Linked DNA regions of Homo sapiens: region 2 is linked to region 1. Evidence: chromatin loops called from intact Hi-C (ENCODE). Cell type or tissue: PC-9. All regions are shown on one strand. Each heading gives the region's core, and the rest is flanking DNA. Links, peaks and the distances in the headings are about the cores only.

Evidence for each region. A loop is a pair of places that touch in the nucleus more often than their neighbours do. Peaks named below come from ENCODE experiments on the same cell type or tissue, not always from the same donor. Only the 100,000 strongest peaks of a DNase experiment are listed, where the experiment ranks them.
Region 2: it touches region 1 in a loop (14-fold over the local background); 1 of 110 quality-filtered maps calls a loop at or near these places.

Annotation. Positions count from the first base shown.
Region 1 is chr14:80,633,494-80,643,617 of GRCh38, reverse strand. All of the region lies in intron 19 of CEP128 (centrosomal protein 128), which reads left to right. Among named protein-coding and RNA genes, the nearest start is that of CEP128, 300 kb to the left of the region's middle. RefSeq lists an enhancer at 4,932-5,101. In PC-9, for the core only: no CTCF peak of the experiment used is centred there; a DNase peak (open chromatin) is centred at 4,807; H3K4me3 peaks cover 1,856 bases; H3K27ac peaks cover 4,859 bases.
Region 2 is chr14:80,385,982-80,396,105 of GRCh38, reverse strand. It overlaps DIO2-AS1 (DIO2 antisense RNA 1), which reads right to left. Exons shown (of 9, transcript NR_038355.1): 6 at 1,920-2,123. Among named protein-coding and RNA genes, the nearest start is that of DIO2, 180 kb to the right of the region's middle. In PC-9, for the core only: no CTCF peak of the experiment used is centred there; DNase peaks (open chromatin) are centred at 5,075 and 6,905; H3K4me3 peaks cover 429 bases; H3K27ac peaks cover 2,858 bases.

The sequences.
Region 1 (10,124 bases), core at 2,178-7,177:
CGGCCTGAGCCTCCCGAGTAGCTGGGATTACAGGTGCTCGCCGCTGCACCCGACTAATTTTTGTATTTTTAGCAGAGATGACCCTGTTGGCCAGACTGGTCTTGATCTCCTGACCTCATGATCCACCCATCTTGACCTCCCAAAGTGTTGGGATTACAGGCGTGAACCACCACACCCGGCCAGCCACCACAATTCTTAAGCCTCATTGCTTAGTTGTGTTGCACCCCACATTTGCAGAGGCCTCCCAGCTGTCCCTGCTGACTGCTGTGGTGCCGCTGGCCTCCATTATTGATGGGCATGGCCACCATCTCCCACAGGGCTGTGTACTCCTCACTGGTGCCACTGCTGATGCATTAGAAACTTAAGGAACCACATGGCATTCTTTGGGTTTATCTAGTTAAATTAGGTTTTAAGGCACTGTTTTTTGCCACTTGATTTTCCTGATGATTTAAAAAGATTGAGGATTGATTTGAACTCATGCTCTTCGATCTTTGGGAAAATAATAGTGGATAACAAGTTTAGATTTAGATGCTGTTTTTGAGGTACCCTTAATATATGTGGGTCAGCCGGGCGCGGTGGCTCACGCCTGTAATCCCAGCACTTTGGGAGGCTGAGGCAGGCAGATCACGAGGTCAGGAGATCCAGACCATCCTGGCTAACACGGTGAAACCCTGCTTCTACTAAAAATACAAAAAATTAGCCAGGCGTGGTGGCACGTGCCTGTAGTCCCAGCTACTCGGGAGGCTGAGGCAGGAGAATTGCCTGAACTGGGAGGCTGAGGTTGTAGTGAGCTGAGGTCGCGCCGCCGCATTCCAGCCTGGGTGACAGAGCAAGACTCTGTCTCAAAAAAAAAAAAAGGGGGTCAAGTTTTCTAATAACTTTTTAATTCTTTTAATGAAACATTTCTTACAAGTTTATTTTAAATCTCTCTCTCTCTCTTTTTCTTTGTTTGTTTGTTTTAGAGATGGAGTCTCACCTGTTGCCCAGGCTTACTGCAACCTTGACTTTCTGGGCTCAAGCAGTCCTCTTGCCTCAGCCTCCCAAACAGTTGGGACCACAAGCATGCACCCCTATGCCTGGCTAGCCTTTTTATTTTTTATAGAAGCAGGGTCTCACTATGTTACCTAGGCTGGTCCTGAACTCCTGGCCTCAAGCAGTCTTCCTGCATTGGCCTCTCAAAGTCTGGGGTTTCAGGTGAGAGCCATAGCACCAGCCTTGTCTCTCTCATTCTTAAGTCACTGATATCTCTCCTTTATCTCTGGACTGGCAATGAATCCTAATTACACATCCCATGTTCTACTAAGAATTATTCATTTTTGTTATTGCTAAAGCTTTATTAATGGACAAAACTTGATCCCCTCTTTTCTTAGAATGAGGTGTTTCTACGTGTCTCCTCCATCTTTCAGACAAACTGCTTCTTGTCAGTCCCCTCTGTAACTACTGCTGAAATGTCTGTAGGCTGATGGAATCACAGCAGTTTGTAGCTTATGTTTAAGGTAGGGCTGTCTCTCTCTTCTTTTTTTTTTTTGAAACGGAGTCTCACTCTGTCGCCCAGGCTGGAGTGCAGTGGCACTATCTTGGCTCACTGCAAGCTCCGCCTCCCGGGTTCACATCATTCTTCTGCCTCAGCCTCCGGAGTAGCTGGGACTACAGGTGCCCGCCACCACGCCCAGCTAATTTTTTATATTTTTTAGTAGAGATGGGGTTTCACCACGTTAGCCAGGATGGTCTCGATCTCCTGACCTCATGATCCACCCGCCTTGGCCTTCTCTCTCTCTTTGTATAATATTTTGTCTGTCCCTAACATATATTGCTTAATTTAATTGAATTGTATTACTAAGCTGTTCTGGTACGGCTATTTTAATTACTTATAATAGAGTTTTCTTTCACTGTTGGGATAATTAGTCTTGAGTAAGGAGAAAAAAATCCTTTTTTGACCTTTTAATATTACGTTCACATTAGGTCTCAGAAAGCACTCTTTCAGCAGCCATAAATACTTTAAAAATCAGTATTAAGCCGTAGAAACTTTTAATTCAACAAGCATTTGTTCTGTGCATACTTTCTACCAGGCACTGTATCCGATTCTAGGAAAAAGGCGCAAAGACAGGTTCTGCACCTTTGATAGGGCACAGGCCATACAACATCAGTAGTTGGTGACTGTAGCATATGGTACCAGGGAAACTGGTACTTGATAAAACTTGAAAAGGCAGGTGGAGGCCAAGTGGAAAGGGCACGCTGGCCCTATGTTAAGAACATAAAACATTAGCCCTTGAACATCAAGAAGTCACAGTATTTTTTATTTCAGAGGAGTGGTTTAAAGATTCAGTTAGAAGCAGGGATATACATGGGCAGTTGCATTAGAGAATGAGGAGGCATCCACCTAAAATGAGAGCAGTAGTTATACAGAAGGGGTAAATGCTGGAGATATGAAGATGGTTAATGGTTTAGATTGTGTTACTATTGGTTATGGATGCAGAGAGAAGTAGAAATTTCTGGAATGACTGTAAGGTCCTCGGAGAGGGTCTACAAAAAAGAGAAAACTAAACTCGGGAACATGTTTGTGAAGGGCCATTATATAATCAAATTTAATTCTCATAATAATGGCCCTTCAAAGTAGCTAGGAAGCAATTCTCAAGGAATGTAAATGCATTAATTAAAGCTGTGTAACTAGGTGGTGACAGAGCTGGATATTTATCTGGCTTCAAAACTCATGCTCTTCAATCTCTGGGAAAATAGAAGACAATAACAAGTTTAGATTTAGATGCTGTTTTTGAAGTACCCTTAAGATATGTGGGCCAAGTTTTCTAATAAACTATTGGAATTTTGATCGTAAAATCAGCAAAAGGGTGGTTTCTTTTGGGAGGGCCAATTTGGGAGTTCTTTTTATATGGGTACTTGTCAGAGCCGTTTTCATATTTGTTGTTGTTTAGAGGTTAAGTCTAGAATAAGAAGAGAGTTTTAGATAGAACCCTGGAGAGGATTCACATTGAAGGGGATGGTAAAAGAAGTAGAACCAGAAAAGCATATAGAGAAATGAGGTATTGGAGAGGTAAAAGGAGAGGATGTTGCTGTGGAAAAAATAGAAAAATTGAGGATATGGTTCATAGTATTCTGTGTAGCAGACAGGTCAAGTTAGGAAGCAATTTAAAATGTCCATTGGACTCAGAAGTTGGCAGGGAAATGGTGCTTTTAAGAATAAATGAGAGCCCTTTTATAGTAGCTTGAAGAATTAATAGAAAATGAGACAGTCAAAATAATATTTGAATGAAGTAGTATTCACCCATTATTAATAGATCATGAACTTTTTATTTTGTTTGTTTGTTTTAGCAATAATGATGATGGATTAAAAAATAGTTTTCCCTTTATCTCTGGTTTGGTCCTACCTATCACTAATGACATATTTTATGTGCTAGAAAAGAAAGATGAGAGTGTGTCCTATATACCTGATTCAGACTTATTTGTGTTTTGATCTAGCTAGCTGAACTAACTAATCACAGAGAGATCTTTCACATTTACAATAAGTTCCATTACTGAATATTCTTTCAAAGTAAAATAATAAGAATTTTTCCATATTCCAGAGGATGAAAGTTTGAGACAATGCTTTGTTATTCTGGTTACTATAAATTTCATTCAGTGAGTGCTTTCTTTGGTCTCAGTTCATGGAAAAGTCACTTTCTATAAGAAAGAATTTGATTATGTGTTATTTGCCTTTGTTTTTGGAGAGACTGCGTTTAACTTGGTTGTTTGTTCTTCAAATTTGACAGCATGAAATAATTGCTAGTCAACCTTCTTACTCCTTCATCAAAACAAACTGTTGCTCCATTTAAGATTATAGTTCTGCTCAAAGGAGTGGGGAAGTTTGAATTATCTCCTCAATTTCTCTTTTTTACCCCACAAGGTAAAGACTAGTCATCACAGAAAGAGGGTAATCAGCTGTTTCTAAGATGTACAAACTAAGAATATGATTTTCAATAATGTGTTAATTTTAGACAAATTATATTAGAATAACAGGATTTGGGTGGTCCACAGATTTCATTATAAGGGATCTAACAAATGTCAACAATAAACATATTTAAGAAGGTCATAGAATACTTTATTGTCTTTTAATTATAGTAAAGACAATGAGTTTACTTCAGGCACACATTGCTGGGGAGAATTCCAGTGGTCTTAAATTTTTATTTTACTCTTCTTCCACACCCCTCATTTGGATCATATGTAAATACCCGCCTTGTTCTCAGTAGAACATATTGGTGTTTCTTGTTTCAGCAATTCTCTTTTGGTAACTTATCCCATATGTTTGTTAGCCTTTGCATAAAATTGTTTTGTCTGAACTCAGCTTCTGAGCTACATCTTGTATGTATCTGCTAGAATGAGGATTATCTGAATTATTTTTGTATAATAGCTTCACAATCAAACATTTTAGTTATTTGAAAGTAAAATGAATTTGAATCTCATTTGTGGAAATAGAATAAAGAATATAATATTAATACAGATTTTTTTTGGTTAAATACCATTTTTTAAGTTAGTTCACTCCACCGTTGATTTGTTATTGCTTAACATTGTATTAAGCAATGTATGTCTGAAACATAATAATGCAAATATTAGACAGGGAGCTGCATTCCATAATTTATTCTTCTCATCTCAACTTTCAATACTTCCTTGTAACCAAATGAAAGAAAAAGACTTCTTTTTTTAACCTAAGTGGTTTCGTAATGAGTCATTGACTTCTAAAACCTAATAAAGGGGCTACTGGAGTTGAAATTCTGAGTCTTGATCAAATTCAGAGATAGTATTTGAAATGTTAGGAGCTACCATTTTAATGACCTGTGTTCAGACTACTTAGTCAACTGATGGCAATAGAAAGATTTAGGCATTTCCTTATATTCAGTGATTCACCCAATAAACATTTACTGAATTCCTACTATATGCTAGTCACTGCCCCTACCGTGTTGGAATTCGCTGTCTCATTGTAGAAGGGTAAAAGACATCGTATATAAAAAATAAATCAGGTGGTATGAAAAGTGTTCTAGAGTAGAATACAGTACGGTAAGAAAGTAGAGGGATGAGGGGTCAGCAAAGTCCTCTCTGATAAGTTGACAATGGAGCAAGCATCTGAAGGAAGTGAACTACAGAGCCCTACGCACATCGGGGGAAGAGCATTCCAGGTCCTCTGTGCCCATAGATTGGGCTTCGTGCACAGTTTGAGGGACACCAGGAAAAATTAAACACAGCATTGCTTCTTTGGGATAATAAGAAAAATATACCAGTGGGTTTACAAGTCCCAGATTGCAAAATTATATAACATGTATTATCTTTGCACACAGATGGGAGAGTTTTACGTGGCCTAAAGTATTCAGAGAATGCTTTATGAAAGAAATGACACTTGGAGGAACTATACGATTTGGCCATTCATTGTTCTTTATTTAGTAAACATTTATTGAAATATGAAGAGAAGGAAGAAGGGCATTCCAGAAAGGAAAGAGATGATTAGAAATCCAAAGGAGAGTGTATTCGTTTAGTTCCTGTGGCTGTGGTAACAAATTATCAAAAACATATTGGCTTAAAAGAACAGAAATGTATCCTGTCGTAGGTTTTGGAGGCCAGAAGTCTGAAGTCAGTTTTGCTGAGCCAAAATCAAAGTGTCAGCAGGACCTGACTCCCTCTGAAAACCCTAAGGGAGAACCCTTTTCTTGCCTCTTCCAGCATCTGGTGACTGCTGGCATTTCTTGACTTGTGGCCACGTCTACATACGCCCCTCTCTTGTTACACTGTGTTCTTTTCTGTGTCTCATCTCTCTCTCTTTTTCTTTTATAAGGACACTTGGGATGACATATGGTGCCCAACTGGATAATCCAGGATAACCTCATTTCAAGGACCTTAATTTAATCACATCTGCAAAGATGTTACTGATAGGATAACATTCACAGGTTTCACGGTTTAAGACCTGGTCTCTTTTTAGGGGCACCATTCAGTTTTTATAAAGAAGATAAGCATATTTAAGTAATACAGTGATTTATCTGATAAAAATGTAAGAGTTCTTATCCGGAGTAGTTTCTTTATGCATTTAGAAACTATTTACTGAGTGTCTGCAATGGATACATTGGTAGGCAAAAAAGCAAACGCAGCCCTTAACTTTATAGAATTTATAAATGAGATGAAAATTGAGAAAATGAGATGGATTGAATTCTCCTTTCAAGGTCTCATCTTTTTTCTGTCCTTGCATCTCCTTCTCTGGCTCTTCTGCTTCTCTTTTCTACTTTTAAGGATTTTCCTGATTACATTAGGTCATCCTCGGTAATCCAGGACAAATTGCCATATCTGGAGGTCAACTGATTCACAACCTTAATATCCCCTTGCATAACATGGCTCCAGGGATATGGGTATCTTTGGGGGCCAAAATTCTGCTTACCATGGGTAGAATGGACCATGTTAAAAATTTTAGTTTTATTCTAAGAGCTCTGATTGCAGGGTTTTAAGCAGGCTGGGAATACATGGACAGATTTGTATTTTCTTTTCTTTTTTTTTTTTTTAAAGACGGAGTTTCGCTCTTGATGTCCAGGCTGGAGTACAATGGCCCGATCTTGGCTCACCACAACCTCCGCCTCCTGGGTTCAAGCGATTCTCCTGCCTTAGCCTTCCTAGTAGCTGGGATTACAGGCATGTGCCACCACGCCTGGCTAATTTTGTATTTTTAGTAGAGACAGGGTTTCTCCACGTTGGTCAGGCTGGTCTCGAACTCCCGACCTCAGGTGATCTGCCCGTGTTGGCCTCCCAAAGTGCTGGGATTACAGGTGTGAGCCACCGTGCCTGGCCAAATTTGTATTTTCAATGGAAAATTCAGTAATGTGGAGAAGAGTTGGGGGGAAAAATGGAAATGGGGAGGCCATTTAGGAGACTAATTCCAGTCCCAGGAAGAATATAATATTAGCTGGGGACAATAGTAATGGAAATGGTGAGAAACATCTTGATTTGAGAGTTTAAATCTGAGGAAACTTGTGATAGATTAGAGATGAGGGGTTCATCTCTAATTCTCTGGTGCAAAACCAAAAGACTGTGTGGTGCCATTGCTGGCAGAGAGAAAACTAGAAGAGGAACAGATTTTAGGGGGAGAATAACATGTGTTTCTGCAAAGCCTGGAGGCAACAATAGTAGAAGAAAAAAAAGCAGGAAAATGAGAGGCATTTTGAGCTGCATAACTGACTGTATTTGAGAAACAGAGGAGAATCTTTAGACTATCTAAATAGGTTGTATCTTTATGCTATAGAACAACTTGTCTTCCTAAAGAACTATGATGTTGAGTGAGCGCAGGGAATGAATTTTAGGCTAGGGGGCAGTAGTCTCACTTATTTATAAGTTTTACTAAGTCATTAGGTTTCTAACATTCCATGCAACTATTTAGCAAATAGTCACTGACTACCATGTATGCAAACAGCTCCCATTCTGTGGAGTAATATCAAAAAAGCATAAGATGCAGTCATAGCCATAGAATATTTCAGAAAACAAGTGAACAAATAAGTAGCAATAAGTACACTTGAGTATCCCTGAACCAAAATGCTTGGGACCAGAAGCGTTTCAGATTTGGGATTTTTTAAAAATTGGATTTTGGAATATTTGCATATACATAATGAGAAATCTCAGGGATGGGACCCAAATCTAAACACAAAATTCATTTATGTTTCATATACACCTTATACACATAGCCTGAAGATAGCTGTATTTTTCCCTTGAGGACACTGAATAAACTGTGTGTTGTGCACCTGCATTTTGACTGCAGCCTATCACGAAGTCAGGTGTGGAATTTTCCACTGTGGCATCATGTCAGTGTTCAAAAAGGTTCAGATTTTAGGGTGTTTTGGATTTCAAATGTTCACAGTAGGGAGGCTCAACCTTTAGGAGGAAACTAACAAGTCACCAGAATTAAGTTCCTTTGTTCGCTGATAAATCTGCTTTACATAAGACAATACCTGACACATAATGTATACTCCTTATTAACTGGATGGATTGATTAATTTATTGAAAACCTACTAATGTCAGTCATTGTTATTGTGTGGCGCTGTATCCTCTACACAAGAAGAAACTCTTCTTGCAGCGTAAATTTTAGCCTCAAGGACTATATAACAAGTTAACAAATGCAATAACAGGGTCATGTTTCAGTTCTGGGATGACACTAGAAGGACCTAGTTTTTTGTTTATTTGGGGGTTTTTTTGTTCTTTTTTTACCCCCAGTGGAGTTGGCATTTGGATGCATTGGGACTGCGTGATAGTGATGATGTCAATTCATCTTATAATGTACTGTGCATTGAATTCTGTGTGTGGGGTCTATTCTCATTCAAAATCAAAGAGAAATTCACTTAGCAAGTGTCTCATCTATAATTGAGTATGGACTCCAAGGAGAACATTGCAATGAATTTTCACGGACAGATTGCGGAAGTGATCAGAGGTGTATGAGATAAAGCCAGAAACATTTCTATAAGGCTCTTGAGAAGCAGGCATTATAGGTAGCTAGAACGAGCAGGCCAAATAAAGGGATTGATCAGAGAGAACTGGCTTCTACGAAAAGAGGAGATATTTTAGAAGACACTGTACTAAGTTATAAATTTGGAGGCCTGGTCGTCTGGGAGCAAGGTCATATATTAGTGGCCTACCACAAACATTATGGTGAACGCACACTGATAAACCAGGCAGTGGGAAGCAACTGGTGGTTCTTATCTGAAAGAGAAAATGTGATGAAAATTATATAAGGGAAGTTATCCTGACATCTGTGTTGGGAATATACCAGAGAGGAGAGAAAATGTAGAGAAGGAAACTGTTGGAAGGCTTTTGTTACAATTCAGGCATCGGGAGGTAAGCTGAAGTGGTACCTGTGGAAATGGAAAAAAAGACATGTGAGTGACAATTGTAGGAGAATAGGGAAAAGTGGGGGCAAAACACAGAGATAAAATTAACTAAACTTGCGAGGTTGGCTTCTCCAAATTAGAAGTTGGGAAAAAATGATTACCAGGATAAAGGGAGAATAACATGTTAGTTACATTTTCTTATTTATACAACCTGGAAAAAATGCCTACTAAGCGTAACTCACCAATTGTGAAATACAAAATATTGAAAAATATATTCAAAAATATTACTTTGCTTTTCTTGTTTTCTACCTGTGTCTCCAATAAACATCTATATTGATATTAGTACCACTTTCAAAACTTTTAAAAATAGTCTTATGTCCTTGGAGAACATTTTTATTGCTTTAAAACTTTCCATCCAGAAATGCCCTTCGGGAATCTGGCATCAATCCAAAAAATGTTGTCAAGAGGAAAACATTAAAGACTCACTCATCTATTAGAATGTAGTGAGTGTAAAGTCAAAGTTGGCATTATGGCTTTCCAGCAAGAATCTTTGTTTCTCAACAGTTATTCCTCTGAAAGCAATCTAACAAGTACATCTTAAACACCAATTAATCATGACTTGCCTAAACTTAAATCTTATAGTAATTCTCATTTTCTGTAGGATGTAATCTAAACTTAGTAACGCAGCAGGCAGGATCCCTAGTGACCCAAATTTCTAGCCTCATCTCCTTCATATATGGCTTTCCAGTCGTGGGAAATTGTTGATATTTCAAATATTAAGGAAGATATGCATGGCTTAGGTACTTCCTACCTTAGGCATGAATACCCAGGAAAGACTCCATGGTCCAAGAGGGCCCTGTACATAGCTCTTGATGAATTCATTGTGGTCCAGGGTTTGATACTTAGACATAGGGATTCACATTTTTTTAATACCAAGAATGGATGGGACACCTCCCATGGGCACACATTTATTTTAACTAGAAACAGGTAGTCATTTATTTAATTATTTATTGAGGACCTGGTTTGAACCAGACAATGAGCTATGCAAAGAAGATACAGTGGTGAATGAGATAAGTCTGATCCCCACTTTTTAAAATCCATAGTCCAAACTGTGGATGGGAATACGTAGTGGGAAGTCTTGCTTGTCCTAGGTGTGGGAATAGGGATGCAAGAGGCAGATGAACTGATTGTTAAGATTAGAAATCTTGTTGGAGAAATGAAAGAACTTCAGTTTGGCCCTGGCATATATGAGAGAGACGGAGGAAAGCAATAGAGAGAGACAGAGGT
Region 2 (10,124 bases), core at 2,360-7,359, 250 kb after region 1:
TTTTCTTGCAAATACACTTATAATTTGTTTTTCAATATCAGTATGACATGCATGTACATCAGGGGAGACTGAATCCCTCCTTAGCTGTGGGAGTGGAGATGAGTCTTGATTAGCTCTCTAGTCACAGTAATTGCCATTGAAAGAACATGATTGGTTTAGGCATGGGCATATGATACAACTATGGAGAATGAAGTGTGGTGGCAAGTGTGCTGAAGGGTTTCTAGGAAAGGATAAAAGGACATGCATGGGAGGCAACATTCCTGTTTTCCTCCCTTTCAAAATGGTTATAAGGAGACGATGCGTAGAACTGATGTAACCACAGTGTGATGATGAGAGGAGCAGCTGACTGTCTGAGAATGGCAATGTGGAAAAATCGAAAGAAAGTAGGTCATTTGATGTCGTTGAGATATTGTATTCACTGCTGTACTTGCTATGTGACAACCAGTGTCTTTGTTGTTTAAGCCAGTTTTTGATTGGCTTTTTTTTCTTACTAACATCTCAACGTGTCATATCTGCCTGAGTTTTATAAGTGAGGGGCAGCTTCTCTAATACCCATGCACAGATGTGATAGGGAATTCATTCTGCTGAGATTTTGATACTTCAGAATAACAGAAGTCTGCCACAGTATGCAGGGATTCTTTTAGAGCTACAAAACTCTAGCAGACTAATTTGGAAAGTGGGTAGGGTGCCGGCAACTTCTGAAGCTCACCAAGTAAGAACATTTAAGTCTGGGTGATAAGCACATAAGCATTTGTAGGTGAACTAACCCCAAACACCCTTTTCAAACCGAAATATGCAATGGAGAGGCATTCTTCTGCAGCATGTTATGTGTTACCATGTTATGAAACAGGCTTTGACATTTGGATGTCTACCACTTGGTGAGTGGTTAGTTATAAAATGCTATTGGTTCAACAGATTATACTTCTGGAAAAAAGCCTGGACTTCTGGGATCTTTTTAGTGGCTGGTTTATTTGTATTTCCAAGGCCATTTTTCCAATAAGCCAACACAATCAAATTACATGCAGCTTTGAAGACTTTCTACCTTACAGTTTGACATTTTAATTAGGACTTTAAAGAGATAATAATCACAGCCCACAACTTCCCTAATGTTACCTAGAAATGGGCCAGTTAATTAGGATCCCAGAAAAACCACTGCATACATTTCTTTTTAATTGTTTTTCCAAGCTTCCATCACCACATCTCTTGGCTTCACCTCAGACCAAATCAAACAAACAGCAGGGAAATGTTTGATCTCTCTGGCCTTCAAAAAATCTAAGGGTGCAAATAATTCAGTTTGTGTCTACCATCTAAAAATGTATGTTTCACCCAACATAAGACATTTTTCTTTCATTTCAGGATTGCTTTTGAAGGGAAAACCATGCTAGTTCATTTCACTAGCTTATTCTCTGTGGAAGTGATTAAGATCCTGTTCACCTGATCCCTTTGGTTCTTATATCTAGATTTCATTTTTCTTTATCTTTTCTAGGGTAGCATTATGAATGGGTGGTCCCAGTAAAGAATGTTTTAATGCTCACAGACTGCATTTAAATTCCTTCTAAGGGAATTTTTATAAGGTGGAAGGAAACATGAGTCCATCTATTATTGAGAAACAAAGGGGCCCAGGGTGTCATAGCAATTCAAGAAATGAATTCTGTACTTTTGGGTGGGTTATGTGTAACAGGATGCTCTCTGCCTCACCAAGCCTTGTCCCTCCCTATCCCTTGGGTCAATATACAAGAATGGAAATGTGGTAAATGTCTAGAGTTGTTTGTCTAATGCTCTGATGTGTTTGGATACATTTAGGAGGGAGACGTGATTGCTGCTTCTCACAAAGTGTTTAAGGAGTGTAATAATATGCCACTTTGTCATGCTGCCAGGCAAGTACCTTTAGAGTCACTTTTGAACCTGATTACATGTACCTCAGTCTCCGGTTGGATGATTGGTTATGGCATTTATCTCAGTTTCTGAGTCCAGATATTACAAAGTTCCTTTAGTTAAATAGTTGGGCTACTGGTGGTTAATGTGAAGGATATCCTAAGCTTGCAACTTCATTGATGACTTCATTTTCATCATCATGCTAAATGGATTAACTTCAGTCTTGCTTGTTGTCAGAAGCAGATATACTGTGAAGTAAATGAAACTCAAGCTTTAGACTCCTCACTTGCTCGGGCCCCTTCCAAGTCTCAACAAGAGCTCTTGAGGTGCATTGATGTGATCATATGTTCTTGTAAAATTAAAAAAACATAAAATACTAGCAATCAGTTATGAACACAGTGATTTTCACAAGCACTTTTGCATCCACAATTTTGTACTCTTTTTCTTAGTGAGGGGACTCCCAAATTGCATAACTGTTAAGCCCAGCAAACCTGGATTTGTCTCTGCTTCTTATATAGGTAATATACTTTATTTAAGGTTGTAGGTTCTTGGTTAGAAGAGTGTGATGTGTCCAGATAGTTACAGGGTCACTTTTCAAGGTATCTGTCTAGGCAAAGGAGTGTCCCTGAAGTAGGAAGAGTTTGCTTGGAATGTTCTTATTTTCTTGTCTACTTGTTTCCCTGAGATTTCTCCAAATTTGGTATATTTCTCTGATCTTAAAGGCTTAAATGAGTTAAGATATGGGTAGCATTTAGGACAGTGGATGCACATGGTAAGTTTTCAGTGAATGCTAGCTATTATTATTGTATTTGTTTTCTCCAAATCTTGTAGTCTTGTGTTGTGTGTCTTTTTCTAGCTAATAACTTTATTTAGAGAACCAAGCTCAGTTATTATCACCTTGAGAAATGCCCCATTTCCCAGATGCATCACTTGGGTTTTTTTTTCTACTATTAAAAATATTTCTGGCATTATTTTCAAACATCTTGAAGAATAATCTAGTAAAATATTCTACAATGGACTACTGAAAGCTGATGATGGCTGAATAGAGTGACCCAAGATGTCATAGTGAAAGAGCATAGGGTTTAAATGCTGGCTCCACTGCATCCCATCTAGGTGACCACCCTCATTTCACTTCCTTTATCTTAGAAGAAAATGAGATAATACTTTATAAGGATGTTTTAGATACATACAGGGAAATCACAATATCTATAACAGCCTAGACACTGAATGAATAGCTATCGTTATTGTAATCAGGCCATTCTTGATGACTGTGCATCTGAGCCCCAAGAAAGGCATCTTTAATAGAGAAATTCAGAAGATGATTTTCTGTCAGTTGGGGAGATATTCAGAGGCATGGTGATGTGTCTAGTGTTTCTTAAATCTGATGTAGTTAAAATGTCTATGCCTATGAATAGCTTTGTGTTTTCTAAGATACAGGATAGAAAGCAATGATAATATAATATTCTAGCATACTTAGAAATACCGGTAACTCATAGGTCATTTTATAGGGTCTTACAGGAATTGGATTAGAAATTGTAAATCTAGCTAATGGAGTTTGAAGCCTATTCGAATTTGATAAAAATATAATCAGAAATGAAATCTGAATTTATTTGCCTGATTGATCTAACTTTATACTAGATTTCTGTACAAATTTAAGTAATGATTGGTAATGGTTAAAGATTTGTGACATAGCACTTCCAGGCAAATACGGTTAAGAATTAGTGAGAAAGAATTTGCAGGAAAATATGTTTCTCCAATCTCATTTGGATTTCATTCCACCCATCTTCACTCACAATCAGGCACTTAAATTACTGATTTCTACCTTACCTGAAAAATGTGATAAAAATAGCTATAGTATTCCCTTAATGTGCTTGGATAAATTATTTTTTATTATTGATTTATTTGTTTTTATATGAAACAGTCTCTTAATCTCTTTGTCTAATAGGTCTAAAATTGATAAAACTTTCTTTTGAACTTGAAGATATCTGTAGTTTCAAGGGTGTTAGACCTAGTTGGGCATGTCTACACTAACACACATAAACAAAATGGAGAAATTGCTACATGAGAGTATATGGAGCTTTTAAAAACATAAATATGTATCAGATATAAAATATGTAAAATTATAGACTATGAACTTCTTAAGGGCAGCATCTAGCAAAATGCCTGGAACATACAAATGCTCAATATGTATTTGTTAACTAAGTCAACAAATCAATTGGTTTAAACAGAATTAAATGGAATAGTTTGGACCTTATAGAAAAAACTCATGAAATATATTGGAAAATGTGAATATTTGATCCTCTTAGAGGAGTATCAGCAATTTTAGGGGATCAGAGATTTTAGGGTATAGTGAACAGAAAGGCCAACTGCCTCATTTTACACGAGGGAGTCAGTTGGCCAATTTGGTCTCATGCTCTTGACGCTATAGATATCTTCAAGTTCAGAAGAATGTGTTATTAATTTGGGTCCCATTAGACAAAGAAATTAAGAGACAATCTATCCGTTTCATGTAAAAACAAAACAAAACAAGAATAACAAGCAGTTTATCCAAGTAAAATAACTTGTTTAAATAAGAGATGGAACCAGGAGATGGTATAGAAAGCAAATTGAGGTTCACATGGAAACATTCCCATATGTTGTTTCTCCACGTAAATCAGTAAATGATAAGCAGAACTTCTGGGATAATATTGAGAAAATAAGTGCTATGTCAATGACAAGACTTGGTTTCTTCTAAAATTATTTGTCCTTACTTATAGTTACCAATTTCTTTCAGATTAACTCCCAAGGATTGTCCAGACACTTTTGTTAAAAGGAAAACCTATTGTATTGTGTATTGCCTAAATAAAAAAAAACTCATAATCATAGTTAAGAGGTATGAAAATGTCTATCTTTCAAAGGTTTTCATTGTAATGAGGTTTGACATACATCATGCCTATAGTGAAAAGTGCAAATTTAGAAGAAGGTGAACGATGGCAAGTCAGTTTTATACAATTGACAAAACCTGAAGGACAACCACCCACATGGCTCTCATCACTGTCAAAACCCATTTAGCTGAAAAGGAAAGAAAGAGAACAAAACAAAAGAGCACCATGCTTTTGAGGTGGAGACATACTGTGCTACAGGAATGCAGGGTTTCCAGACTGTATATGTCTGTGTTTGTGTGTGACATAGTCTTGACTCACTGGGTACCTGGGTCCTCCTCTGTTTGAGGAATTTGACTTTCTTAACCCTATGCAAAGCTACTTGCTGCAGAGCACAACAAAGCTGGCTATGTGCCAGCTCAAATAACAGCAACTTTTTAAGTCCCCAAGGAAATTTAGCTTCAGCCACATTCTTGAATTCCTTTGAGCAGCCCTCTGGGCTGATGCTTCTTAGAGATCTTCTCTTCAGTAGCAGTTATGAGGCTAGCAAGGTCTGAACTAGTTTCCATACCATATTATATAGCTTTGAAGAGCACTGGGGAGTGAACTACACTAGAACTTTGGTTGATGATCTGTAGAAATGACATGGCACCCCAGAGTAAAATTGCATTATCTTAAAACAAGTGATAAACAATTTTGTCTATTCTTGGTGGTGAGTATAAGATGGTAGGGAAAGTTACAAAATTTAGGCTCATCTAAAGCATTATCTGTGTTTTGATTATAGCTGCAGGTTGAAAATATTAGATTGTTAATTTTGTATATTTCTTTTCAGTGCCCTCAAAAATTTTGGCAGATATATGAGCATAGGCTGCCATCCTTGGAAGGATGGTAAGAAGGAAGGAAAGAGGGAAGGAAGAAACGAAGGAAGGAAGGAGAATGTACAGAGAAAATTGAATATGGACTCATAGATTCTTGGGCCTGGCTGAGCAAATGTTAGTTTTTCAGTGAAATAACTTCTATATGCTGGAACTAAATTGGTATGATGGCTCTGAAGCTAACATCTTTGGTTGTCTTTTTTTTTTTTTTTTTTTTTTTTTTTTTTTGACAGAGTCTCACTCTGTCGCCCGGGCTGGAGTGCAGTGGTGCGATCTCGGCTCACTGCAAGCTCTGCCTCCCGGGTTCAAGCCGTTCTCCTGCCTCAGCCTCCTGAGTAGCTGGGACTACAGGTGCCCACCACCACACCTGGCTAATTTTTTGTATTTTTAGTGGAGATGGGGTTTCACTGTGTTAGCCAGGATGGTCTCGATCTCCTGACCTCGTTATCTGCCCACCTTGGCCTCCCAAAGTGCTGGGATTACAGGCGTGAGCCACCATGCCTGGCCTTGTTTGTCTTTTTTGAAGCATCTTTAGAAATGTCTATTTGTAGGAGAGATATGAGGTTCACAACAATATTTAAAAACCAGTTAGGCATATCAAAAAAAGAAATTTTATTAGAATATTCCCAGTCTTTTCAAAATGTAATCTTGTACCATCTTCCATAATAGGAAACACTGACTAAATAAAGTGTTTCTCAAGCATGGCTGGTATACCAACTTTGAGGGTTAGTTACGACTTTTTGCCAGAACATCCATTTACTTTCCTAGCCTGGGGGAACTGAACTAGCAAATAGATGTCACTTTTATAAGCACACAGTGCCATTTTAATCTACGCTAAATGAAAGAGTTTAAAAGCAAAAGGAAACTTCCAGTCACATAAAACTCTTTCTTGTTAATATCTCAGAGTTGCTTGTAATATTTGGGGTGGTAAGGAGGATGAAGAAATCTCTCTGGCACTTAGCTTTAGGTTGGACAAACCACATTCACTCTATACTCAAGCTTATTTTATTATAGTACATTTTTCCCTTCTTGAATTTTTAATGTCTTCAACATGCCCTTTGACCAGTGACCTCTGCTAGAAATTTCTCTAGATATGTACAATAATTAGACAACACAATGTAGAAGTGTTGTATGTTTCTTATCTGCATCTCATTTGCTTGTACTGACTTAGCCAGTCTATGATCAGAAGATATTATAATTTCCAACCACAAAGAATGTATTTTATTAACTCCTTTTCGAATTCTTCTCACTCAGTGAATGATTCAGAGGGAAAATGCTCAGATTCAGGTGAAGAGAGTCATACCAAATACTTGCCAGACCACAAAAACTTCAGCTGCCTGGGCTTAAGGCTGATTTCAGTCACTTAAGAATTTGGGGATGAAAACACTGTTTACAGTGAACTTGTAGCAATTCTGCAAATGTCACAAGGACAGGGATCATGTCTGTCACCCATTCAGTTGAAAAACAATTTAAGTTTACTTTAATGACTTTTCATCTCTTTATCAGAATTGTTTAGATTGTTAGACTCTAATAATTTATAGACTCCAGGATTAGGGTTTCTTTCCTTAGAGACATTGAAGTTCTGCCCTCGTAATCCTGCTTAGGGGAAGACGGTGTGCTCTGTCTTGCTTTTCTGTCGCTTGTACTTGGGTCTTCGTGTCCTAATTCAGATGCTTTCAAACATGAGTGTGCATCAGAATCGCTAGAAAGCTTGTTAAACTATGGGTTGTTGAGCTCCCTCAAGAGAGTTTCTCGTTCAGTAAGTCTGGTGTGAGACCTGAGAATTTGTTTTTCTAAATAGTTCCCAGGTATGGCTGATGCTGCTGGTCCCAGGCCCAGACTCTGAGAACCAGCCGCCAACCTCCACACCCAGGACATTCCACTTTTCTTTTATTCACAGATAATTTGTTTCTGTTCAGATCATATTCCTTCTCCTCACTTTTACACATGATGCTAAATGTGCTAAACATGCTTCAGCCTTCCATTTAACATAAAAGCATTAAAAATATCTAGCTTTCATCTCAGGTTATTCACCTGGGCATTGTAGGGATACATCTAGTTACCTAAGGATGGTTTGACATTAACTACCACATCTACATTTTGAATCATGCAAACTCAAGCAGACACGGCTGAATCAAGGGCCATAGAATTCTGTTTTGTGATGCAAGCTTATTTTTGTTTCATGATGGAGCTCTCCACCCCACTGGTATAATTTTCTCATCCACATAGCCTCTAGCTATCAGTAAAGGTGTTCTCTAAATAGTTGTTTCAGAAAATAGAAGTGTTCATGTTTTCATACAGTGATGTATTTATTGTTTTAAAGATATTTTTGAATCAGTTATGCCTAGGTTGTTTGGGTGACCTCAAAGTGGGTCATCCAAGTTGGTCATCACCAATAGGCAAAAAGTATAAATATAACCCATGCTAAGTGTAAAACTAAATGCCAAGGAAGCAGTTTATCTTGTTAAATTCTGCCAAGGGCAAGTGACACAGCAGCTGCAGACCAGTTTGTAGAGGCCTGGGGGGCCATGCTGGCACCGGGAAGCCTGGCTCTATCCCACCTGTGGAAAAAGCTCACATGTGATCCGAGAGACAATTATAATATGACTTAACACAGTAGCTGAGAGGTGCAGCTTCTTTTGCAACGTTCAGGACTAATTCCATGGATTTTCTTCCCCCTGCTCAGCGGCATTCGGCAGCTTCTCTGGTGACCAGCTACGTCATTTGGCAGCAGGCTAAAGTGCTTGCAATTGCATAGAGCAAAGAGCATGCTGAACAGTGATGTTCCAGTTTAAAAGGACAGAGCTGCAAACAAAGGTAGGCTTTTATTTTGGGCAAGAGCCTTTTAACTGCACAAAGTCTCATGCCTGACCACGTGCCCTTCACCACTGCCATGCCCACAGAACATGTCCTCACTCCCTTGTTCTTGAATCCTGAGTGCAGAAACCTGATGTCAGCGTCTTCTCCTGAGTTTCCTATTTCTTTAACTGTCTTCATGTCCCACTTGCCTTTCTGCTTCTCTTCTTTACCCCTTTCAGCTCCTTCTTTATGGGCCCATGTTTTATTCATATGATTATTTTTGACAGATAGTTTGGTGCCTGAATATAATATTCAGTGTTTTCTTTTGATGGGAGAAAACTCACAGTACTGCAACTTTACATGTAGAATACAGAGTAAGCCCAGCTGTGCCTGCCCACAGTTCCAAGGGGAAGTAACTGCCTGCAGAGTATGATGCTACTTCTTCATTGCACTTGTCACAGTTAATAGTTCTATGTATGTGAGTGATTGTTTGATCAATTTCTGTCTTCCTTGGTAAACATAAGCCATTGTGACAATGGCTACCTGCTTTGCCCACTATTGGATCCCTGGTGCCTGTCTGTGTATTCACAGTAACACTTGCTGGGGGAAGGAAGGAATATGCTTCTCAGGTATATCAGTTGACTCATGGAAGTCCTGAGCTGGTCCTAACTAAACTTTGGAAATGATACATTGCTTTGGAAATAATTGTGCAGAAAAACCCAGGATTTTATCAATGAGTTTTTTTTTTTTTTAGTTTATTTTGAGAGATTTGATTGATGGTATTTGTTGGGTATAGATAAACAATGTGTCACCCAGTAAGGAGAAATATTCACTATTATGAATTATACAAACCTTCTTCTATTCTAATAATGTGTTCCTGGAATATACAGATAACTAGAGCTTTATGTTAAGTCTCTCAAAACTTTGGAAATATGGTCTGTATTTGTTTTCCAGGGTTCCCATAACAAAGTACCACAGACTGGGTGGCTTAAACAACATGAATTTATTGTCTCACAGTCCTGGAAGCTGGAAGTGCAAGATTAAGGTGTCAGCAGGGCTCGTTCCTTTTGTAGGCTGTAAGGGAGAAATCCATTCCATGCCTCTCTCCTAGCTTCTGGTGGTTCCTGGCACTCTTTGGCATTCCTTGGCCTGTAGAAGCATCACTTTGATCTCTACCTTCCCCTTTGCACTGGTATTCTCCCTGTGTCTGTGTCTTCTTGTAAGAACGCCAGTCATATTGTATTGGGGCTGATCCTACTCCGGTATGACCTCATCTGAACTAATTACATCTGCAACAACCCCATCCAAATTAGGTCACTTTCTGAGGTGCTGGGGGTTAGGATTTCAACATACAAATATTGGGCAAACACAATCCAATCCATAACATGGACAAGTAAGCTATAATTGTTGAACAAAAGACTTGTCTGCTGCTGGAATCATTGCACCAGAACCACCTCCCTGTGTTTTCTGACACCTCTTTTCAGTGGCAGGGTTTTGACCTTTTTCTAATGGAAGCATCAGGGTCATGAAAATCTGTGCTTGGCAATTAACTGATTTTACTAGTTGAACCTGTTTCAGAGAACTGCTGGCAGATGCCATCCCAAGTGGCAGTTAGGGACATGATGTGGATGAAGCAGGCACTGCCTTAGATAGTATAAGAAGATTTCCAATAGCTGCAGAAGGCACAAAACCCCCCTTCTTCCTCACTGGTACT